Linked DNA regions of Homo sapiens: region 2 is linked to region 1. Evidence: chromatin contacts called from ENCODE Hi-C or POLR2A ChIA-PET data. All regions are on one chromosome and are shown on one strand. Each heading gives the region's core, a stretch centred on a gene start or an enhancer-like site at or near the end of the contact. The rest is flanking DNA. Distances are from core to core; before and after follow the strand shown.

The links. A loop is a pair of places that touch in the nucleus more often than their neighbours do. ChIA-PET counts read pairs that join two places held with the same protein, here RNA polymerase II (POLR2A). Pooled maps may share reads with other maps.
Region 2: POLR2A ChIA-PET joins it to region 1 with 13 read pairs in H1. The contact joins the promoter of LEMD1-DT here to the promoter of LEMD1 in region 1. A Hi-C loop is called at or near these places in 2 of 168 maps with a recorded cell type or tissue (Ramos and lower leg skin) and 2 of 50 pooled maps. POLR2A ChIA-PET finds 5 or more read pairs at or near these places in 7 of 52 experiments (CD4-positive, alpha-beta memory T cell, H1, HepG2 and 4 more).

The regions. Positions count from the first base shown.
Region 1 is chr1:205,420,220-205,425,253 of GRCh38, reverse strand. It overlaps LEMD1 (LEM domain containing 1), which reads left to right and starts at 3,198. Exons shown (of 6, transcript NM_001199050.2): 1 at 3,198-3,264; 2 at 4,680-4,799. The coding sequence starts at 4,718.
Region 2 is chr1:205,453,653-205,458,105 of GRCh38, reverse strand. It overlaps LEMD1-DT (LEMD1 divergent transcript), which reads right to left and starts at 2,048. Exons shown (of 3, transcript NR_148934.1): 1 at 1,883-2,048; 2 at 1,029-1,214. BLACAT1 (BLACAT1 overlapping LEMD1 locus) reads left to right here and starts at 2,061. Exons shown (of 2, transcript NM_001397426.2): 1 at 2,061-2,189.

The DNA.
Region 1 (5,034 bases), core at 1,949-4,448:
TAGAAGAGGGTTATGGATTATCTGCATTGCTGCTGGCTTCAAGTAGTGTAGATAATCAAGGGTTGACTAGACAAGTGCAGAATAATTTTTAAAGTGTCAGTGCTGTGTAGACCAAACTCCATATGGTTCCTTATGTAAGCAGGCTCATGGCTGAGACAAAAGATTTGTACTGAGATGGTGCCTGTGCAAGTGAAGTGAGGAGGAAACACATAATCAGCCATCCTGTTGTGGCTATTCTGCCTTCTAAATCATTCATGAATCGTGTGTCTTCCTCTCTAGTCCTCCCCCAAATGGAATCATCTCTTTTCTAGAGTGTTGTAATAACCTCCAAGGAGTCTTGTAGCCTCCAGACTGTTCCTTACCAATTCATCCTCCACTCGATATCAAACTAGGTGTAATTATACCATGAGCTATTTATAAACCTCTACGTGTGCCCAGAGGTGAAGGCAGAGCCCTTAGTGTGACACACCAGATCCTTCACAAATTGGAGGGATCCACCTATTCAACCCGACTTACTTCTTGTCTTGCTCACTACACCCTAGAATGTCTGTCCCCAGCCCGTTGTTTATAGGGCAAACTGTTGCTCATCCTCGAAGTCTCAGCTTCAATGTACCTTTGGATGCTTATGGTTCAGATTCTGGGCTCCTGCAGCATTCTTTTCACTCTTTATCTTATTTTTTGTAGCTATTTGTTTCCTTTTCTCTTTAAGGAGACAGTCAGCTCCTTGAAAGAGGGGCTATAGCTTTTGCATCTTTGTAGTCTCCTCTACCTCTCCTTGATTTAGGCCAAGCATAACCCCTATCCCACAGGAGATGATCAACAAATAATTTTTGAAAGAAATTGATCAGCTAATGATTTCAACAATGATGCCAACCAGATCAGCTCACTGAAACCCAAACTTCTCCCTTTTCCCTCCGGTCAGCAGTAAATTCGGCCTGAAATATCTGGGGAAATGCCTCCGCTTTCCACTTCCTTTTGCCTGCATAGTGGAGACTCAGAGGCAGGTGGCTTCAGAAGTTATCTGAGAATGATGAGTGATGCGGGCTTTAGACTGACAACTGCTGATCTTTGCTTTAGTTGATTTCTCCTTTTGCAAATGGTTATTGGCAATTGCAACTGCAAATCTACTATCTTCTCCCCTATGTAAATTGCATTTACATTTAAATTGTGCATTCTTCCAAAGAATGGGGTTAGTAAATAACTCAAAGATTAAATTTGAGGAGAGGAAATTGTGCCCCACGTCAAACCTGAGACTGAAGTGACATCTGGCTTTTACTATTTCCGTTATTTCAGTTTAATACCAGCATGTGGCATTAAGGGAAGAGAAATTGGATCTACATTTTAATGAAAGGAGGAAGCTCTCAGGGTTTAGGTACCTTATCATGTTGAATACCTACTCAATTAAAACTTGCTTCCCTCAAGAAATGGAATAAAATATCTTTGCAGCCATGGGGAGAATGAAAAATAAAAAACAAGCTAATGCTCAGGACTGCACAGATAAAACTGAGGGAGATGGTGTGCTGCAAGCAATGAAACCAAATATTTCAGGATAGCACAGAGTACAGGAATTCATAAATGGAATAATGCTGACAATAGAATCATAACTATGCTGGTGGATTTTCAAGAGAATAATTTCAAGCAGAATAGTTTGCACATAATATAGGGCGCAACCCATAGATGTTGATTGAAATCATCTGATTTAATCCTTCTCTACCTAGCTTGTTTTAAACCCCAGAGATTTAACCAAGAAAATATTTTAGAAATGTCTGTTTCATCCCAATAGTCTAACTGTTTAAATGGAAGCAGTTCCACCTGCTGGCTGCTTTTTTGTTGAAAGCAATTCTGGGAAATGTAAACAAAATGCTTGTGCCTCCTAATAACCCAAGCCTATCATTTATTTGCTTTGATGGAAACAAATGTGTCAATTTTCAAAGTCTTTGTTTGGTGAATGCAATGTTTGGATGTTGGTAAATATTTGCATTACATGTTTGTTTGAAAACTGATGCTCTATTCAGAAACTGTGGAGCCATAGCCCTTGGAGCCACAGCCTGGGAGACTCAATGAGCCTTCATAACCACCCACCCAAAGACGTTCAGCTCTTTCCCAGAATCTGGAAAGGACTGAAACTACAGACTCCCACGGGCAAGTGTAAATGAGATGAAGCCTCCTGAGGAAAATACCGGATGTGGAAACTCTCTGGGGCTAGGGCTCATGAGTAGAATAATAGAAAACATTTATATAATGCTTTCTATGTGCCAAGCACTTTATGTGTATTATAACTCATTGAATAACATAGCCCTTTGATACAGGTACCATTTTTATTATCCCCCATTATGGACAAAGAGGAGGAGACACAGTGAAGTTAGTAACTTACCTGATGTGATGTCACCCAGCTGGTAAATGGCAGAACTGGGATTTGACTCTAAGCAGGCTGTCTCCACTGTCCTCTTCACCCCTTTCAGATCATTCCCTCTATCCTGCAATTTAATGAAGGCATTGCGTTTTCTCACAGTTACATTTTGTCTTGCACACGTCTTTAAAATCTAAGCAGTCTTTCTTGAAAGATGCAGGCTAATAGTCTCACCGATCTTTCCTTAAACAAAATAAGACAACAACAAGAAGTAGGCTTTTGCGATGTAGATGATAATATCTGTCTCAGCTGGCTTATAAGAGTATCCAGAGGATGAAGTGAGATGATACGAACATGCTTTGAAAAGGCCAAATCCATCAAACTTCTGCAATGTATTATTATTTATCTGCCCTCCATCCTGATTTCTTATTTTCTTAATTGAATAATCCTTAACAAATTAATACAGGTTTCTTCCGCTTTCCTATTTTCCCTGGAGTAGATGGTCAAATTGCCCAACTACTAGTATGGGCCTTTTGATGGGTGGTCTAGACAGTTGGGTTTGTCTGATTTCTCCTTTCTCTTCCTTGTTTCTTGACACCATTTGGTTTGGTAGCAGCTCCTTACTTGCTGTGCATAATGATAACTTCTCCGCATCTCTTGACATTGTATCATGGCAGTGTGCCTATGAAGTCAACCAGTACCTCCTTTTGTTTGAACTTTGGTTAAATTAATCATCTGATTTGCACATCAATCTGTTGCTATGGGGGTTACTGATGTCACACTGTCAGTATTATGATTACCATAATATCTAACAGGCAAAAAGGGACTGGTTGCTAGTGGAAACCTCAGAGTGAAACTCACCCAGCTTTAGTAACCAACTCGATTGCATAGACTTTAGATAACCATGTGAAGGGGTAAGTGAATTAATCATCCAGTTGGATTCCATTTGAATATTTTTCTTCCATATGTGTGTTCCCTCTAGGCAATTGTCTAGTGCCACTTGAAATTGTTGAGGGCTCTATTGGAGGTTATTTTTGGGAAGCTGGTGAAACAACAGACAGCTGTTCTCAGGAACAAATGTCATAGGATCTGCCGAAGCAAGCTTCCAGTAAAAAAGAAAGAAAAAAAATCTGAGGTGCTGAGATGCATTGTCCTTTTTCTTCCTAGCATTAGTTTTTTTCCCACTGGCCTCAAAGTGTTAAGTCAGTTTCCCAAACACATAGAAAAGGAGGAAACTAACATTTACTAGGTACCTACTATGTGTACTAGAATGTAACTCTCTTTAAAGCATGGCTTTAAAGTAGAGAACTGTCAAACTAGGTATTCCAGAACAACCCTATTATATATAACAATTCATGACTTTTTCTAGCTTGTATACAGTGTTCTTCCTAATTGGACATTGATTGATCACCAACAAAAGCAAAGTCATTATTTAAAATTGGTCTAGATCCTCCTATGCTGAATAATTATCTGGCTGTTGTTTCCACTGCAGTATTAAAAAGCCTTGAAACATGATAGAAATGTGGTACAATAAACTCCAAAATTTAAAAATCTCCTTTAAAAGGTTTGACAAATGGGTCTGTCTTTTTGCGGATTTTGTTATGTAGGTAGAAGGGTCAACTTTGGGAGATCAAGGGATCAAGTGGATAAAACTGATTGAATTTGAGGTTGTGCAGATTTGGAAAGCCATATCAAGATTTACATAAATCTATATGAATCAATTTGTGTGCCAGAGAATGAATAGCTGACTTTTTTTCAAATGCCAATTCAGCAATTACTAAGTCTGTTGGTGGTTAATTAAAAACTACCATCTTGTTAACGTTCAGAGTTAAATTACAAGTGTGAAAGCTGCTACTGTTTGCAATAACTGAATGCTCTGTACTCTCTGTCCTGTCATCAAAAGGAGGGCAGGGATAAATAACTTTTATTTAACTCACTAAAAAAAAAAAAAAAACCTCTCAGCTCTTTCATATTTAATTAACTTCTTATCTTCTCAGAGCTTGAGTTTTGCTCAGAGTTCCTGAGCAGTAATGGAAATATCTGTTTATTTTGTCCAGAAGATTTTTCTCATATTCATTGAACAGAACAGTTGTAACTAATTGAGCCCTAAAGACACTGGGGAAAATGACACCCATCCAAAGTTTTACATTGGAGGCAACTAATCCCAGCAGGGATTTATGGCAGAACTAGAAAGTGTTGATTTTTGCTTTATTGCCTGTGCACCTAGGAGGTTGGGGAGATAGGATTATAAACACTTATGTGGATTGGTAACATTTTAGTACTTATTGGTAAGGCTGTCTTAATGAATTTAATGTTTTGTTATTTCAAGGATTCTACCATCAGAAAAGAGGCCAAACTTCTATCATCATGGTGGATGTGAAGTGTCTGAGTGACTGTAAATTGCAGAACCAACTTGAGAAGCTTGGATTTTCACCTGGCCCAATACTACGTATGTACAGTATGCAGCAAATATTACAGACTTGTCATTTATGGTTTATAAACAACTTACAATAGAAGGAACATATGCAGTAAAGCCATTAAAATAGAAATAGGAACATAGAGAAAACAGAAAACCACAAAGAGGGAAGAGGCGGTAAATATACCCAAATCCTATTTACAGATTAGGATTGGGTGTTTGTCTTACTGCAACCTCTGCCTCCCAGATTCAAGCGATTCTCCTGCCT
Region 2 (4,453 bases), core at 799-3,298, 34 kb before region 1:
ATTATTGAATGAATGGCTGAAGTTACTCAATCCTGCCTTTTGGGTTCAAACTTTGCCTGTACCTTGGTTTAGCACCTCTCACACTGGGATAACACCTCTGACTCCAGTATTTGTTGCTTTTTAAAAACATGATTGTCTCATCTGGATCTTCTTCTTTTGCATTCCTGGCACCCAGCCCGTGTCATGGCACGGGTGGTGGGGGGCGGTGGGGGGAGGATCCTGCATATTTCTTGCTAAATGAATGAATTCTTGGCAGGAAGCTGCTTTGAACCAGAGGGCATTTCCTTCCAGGCAGTTAATGAGCTGTCTGCCAAGGTGGGCCAAAGGAAAGAAATTAGTAACAATATTGGACTGCAGTTGAGGGGGCTGGAGAGAGGAGAAAAGCAAAGATCCTTAGTGCCATCTCTTCTTTGTCATTGTGTGTGGGGCAGGACATGGGCCGTGGTCACTGAAGGGATCCTCTCGAGGGCTCTAAAAGCCCTCTCTGACTGAAGCGGGTTGGGCTCAGGTGACCAACCCCTGCTGCCCCCCCCCCCCCACTTCCGCCTCCTTGGGAAGGGGGCGTGGCGGGAGAGGAGGAAAGATACTGGGATCTTCGGCCTCTAGGCCTTTTCCCCTAGTATCTTCGTCCCCAAGACCCAAGCCAGAATTGGGAGGGGAGGGGGCTGAGGCCAAGCCGGGTGGCGGGGGAGGGGAGGGGCGGGGCGGCGCGGCCAGCCGGCTGGTGTCCCCTGATGTCTGGAGCCGAGGCCCCGGGCTCTCGGCCTCCACGAAGCGAGGCGAGCCGGAGCTGTGCGGTGAATGCAAAGAGCCGGGAGAGCTCCCAGCCCGGCGCCGCCGACGGCGTCCTCAGCCACAGCCCAATGAGAAGAGAGCAGATAATTTATTCTCTAATCCCGGTTCGGGTACCCGGCGCTGGCGAGTGGCGGGGGTAGGAGGGGTGGGTCTCCTCTTCCTCCGTCCCCTCCCCCGCCCCTGCGGGCTCCCGGCCGCACACACACACATTTCCTGACAATTAGCGAACACACCTTGGCCGCGCGGCCTCCGGCGGCGGCGCCGCAGCTTTTGTCTCCCGCCCGCCGGGCTGCGAGGTGCGGGCGCTTAGGCGCGAAGTTGCAGCTCCGACGCGCTGCTCCGGAATGCCGGCTGACCGCGGCCGTCGGGGGGCGCGGAGGGCGGGGTGGGCCGGGCACGCCGGCCCCGGGGCTGGGGGGCTGCAAAAGAGAGAAGAGAGACAAAAGTAAGGCAGCGCTGGCCCCTCTTCCTTTGTTATAACCCTGAGTGTGTGCGGGCGTGAGCGCGCGCGGGAGTGTCTGTGTGCGCGAGGGTGTGCATATGTGTGTGTGCATGTGCGTGCATGTGTGTGCGCGCGTGTGTGCAAATGCCTGCATATGTGTGCGGGTCGGGACTGGCCGGGGGCGGCAGGACCCGAAGGCGCTAGGCGGATTCACCGGATTGGGAGTTGAATCGCGTCCCGGTCTTTCTAGCTGTGCCCGGAAATCGGGCGTGCGGGCAGGTAGCCGTCCCGCTCTCGCCAGTTCCTCCGAGTACTGAGCTCGGAGTTTGTTCACAGGCTGAGCCCGTGCTGGGGGTGTCGCAGCTTGGGCCCGGCCTGCAGGGGTGGGGGAGGAAGAAGCTCCGGCTGAGGGTCTGCCCCGACCGCAGAGGGCGCACGAGGGGGTCTCCCGGCACCGGCGCGGCGCCCACGCCACTACAGGGGCCCCCTGAAACCCGGGTAGAAGCTTGTGATAGGCGTTGCGACCCCGGGAAGGCGCGAGGCTGTGGAGGTGGCTCGTGGGGCCATGGAGGGAGTGGGGGGCGGCGAGACGGAGTCCGTCTAAATGCCAGTTCCCAGAAGTTCAGCGTATCGATTATTTCCTACCTTAATGCATATTTATGCCGCGCCGAAATAGGCTTCATAATTAACTCCCGGAGTCATCCGCAGAGGTTAAAGGGACCCCGAAGATTTGTGCATTGATTGGGTACCTCGGCGGGGTGTGTGTGCGCGCGCGTGTGTGCGTGCGCCCCGTGCTAACCCATTGAAGAATAATTATTTTTCTCCACTGGAAGCTACAGCAGAGAATCGGACAAGGAGGGAAGAAAGAGATTGGTGAGGGGGAGAGAGAGAGAAAGAGAGAGAGAGACACAAAGGAAGTGAGTGCAAGAGGAGCCGGCTTAGCATCTAAACTGTGAGTACTGAGCGAAAACAAACAGGCAGAAAGTGCCGCGAGTTGGCGACCCCTTGGCCGGGTTGGGGGCCCGAGTGCGGCTGAGGGGGACTTTCCTCCCCGCCCCGGGCTTGGCTGGGCGAAGAGGGGTCCCTAAGGCATGGGCGGGATGCGGGTTCAGGCACTCACCTGAAAGCTGACCGGCGGCGGGCTGCGTCAGCCGCCGCCCTAGGTCGACCAAAGAGGAAGCCCCCTCCCCGCCCCCATTGCCTTTGTTCCTTTTAAAGGATTTTGCCGCTGGTGGGATTGGGGGGAGTGTGAGAGGGAGCCTTGGCTCCGGAGGTAGCCGATCCTCCTGTCCCCGCTGAGTGAAACCCGCTTGGAGTGCCTCCTCCGTTTCCTTTATACCCCATGGTATGGAGTGGTATGAGGAAGGGGCTGTAAAGGGGTTAGGGATCAGGGGTTTGTGACACCTGTGCATATGTTTGTCTGGTACCCTTGGAACAGAGGGCCCCAGGAGACCCCAGTTTGGGGCCTGGGAGAAGCCATGTCCGTGGGCCAAACCACCAACTCCAGTATATGTGGAGGCAAACATGGTCCCAGGCTTAGAGGAGACACCAGCTACTCCCCACACACATCAGAGTCCTTCCTAGCCATTGTGTCTGTGGGGTCTAGGTCTGGCCAGACCTCTTGGCCATAAGCCTGCCTCCCACTGCCTCCCCATCCCTGGGGCCCTTGCATGCCTAAGAAAGGCCGGAGCTAGGAGCCCACCTGGAGGAGGAGCTCTGGCCGGGTAGGGGCCCAGGAAGGCAGCTAGACAAGGATAGGTGCTCCCTTTCCTGAGAAAGGGTCCATAACAGGGTGCCCCCGGGGAACAAGAGCTGGCCAGCCCTGCCAGTGCTGAGCTGGTCAGGAGAGGGCGTCTGGGGGCCCAAGGGAGAGCCCTCCCTTCCGACCAACATTCCACAGCCTCCGTTTGGAAGTGCTTGTATACTGCCTTCCTTTCCTCAACCCTCATTAACAAATTCTTCTTTTGGTCTGATTTAATCTTTCCTGACGATTTTTTTTTTTTTACATACCTTAATCTGCCAGTGAACAACTTTTCTCAACTTGAGCCTTAAGAAGGGCTAACTTTGGAGGAAAAGTCAGCTCTTTTGAGGCTGGGATGGGAACCCCTGGTGAAAGAGCTCTGAATTGAGGGGAAAGGGATTGTCCTCTAAGAAACCCCCTTTAGGGGTAATTTTGGTGGCTTATGCCCTCCAGGAGGACACAACGGAGGCCTGGGGCTGCAAACAACTTCTATCTCTCAGTCATTCAATGCCGGCTTTCCATTGCTCCACTGGGGCTGCCACAGAGGCAGGAAAAGAGGATCTCTCTCTCTCTCTCTCACACACACACACACACACACACTCACACCAGATAACACTTCCTCCAAGTAGTATTGGGCACTCTCTGAGACTCAGGGCCCCTCCCATTGCCCATACACCACCACCCCCCACCCCCATCCCACGCACCCCACACACACAAAGAGAACATCCAGGAGTCTCAGAGCTGGGGACTACCATCCTAAAGGCATGAAGAGGAAGGAGAGACCCTCAACTAGGGAGGATCAAATTCAGTGTAACCCTGGAAGAGGTGACATGAAGACTGGGTGGCAGGGGAGACCACAGTCCTGCTGACGTGACTGCTCTGAATTGCAGTCATATGCATATGGGCCTGTCTTCCCACTGGACTGCCTGCTGGGCCTCCCTGAGTGCTGTCTCCTGGTGCCTAGCACGGTGCCCATCCCACTGTCTGTGCTCGGTGCATATTTGATAAATGAGTGGTGTCCCTGAAGCCATTCTCCCCACCCTTCATCTCTGTCTGCCTCCTCCTCCAAGAGGTACTCCACAGGGGCTTGGGAGAGCCCAGTTCCATAGTTCTTTGGGCTGGGGCACCATCACCCCATGGGGGTTGAGGAGGGGCATGGAAGAAAAGGGGTGGGGGCAGGAATAGTGCTTGGGCAGACACTGAGACATTTCGATATTCATAAATTGCTCAGGTTGAAATGCATGTGAGTTTGCCAATGACCCATTCTTATATTTTTCTTTAACAGCTTTATTGGCTGAGAGGCAAAACTGTGGCCTGGGTCCTGGACTTGGGGAGGCTAGATTCTTGTAACACAAGAACCTCCCTGTGTCCTCCCTCCCACAGCCCAACCTTGGAGCTTATTGGAGATCAGATGCAGAGGCTGGGGGTACCCAGGCTGCGGAGACTCCCCCAGCTTCTGCCCGTGTTTGCTCTCC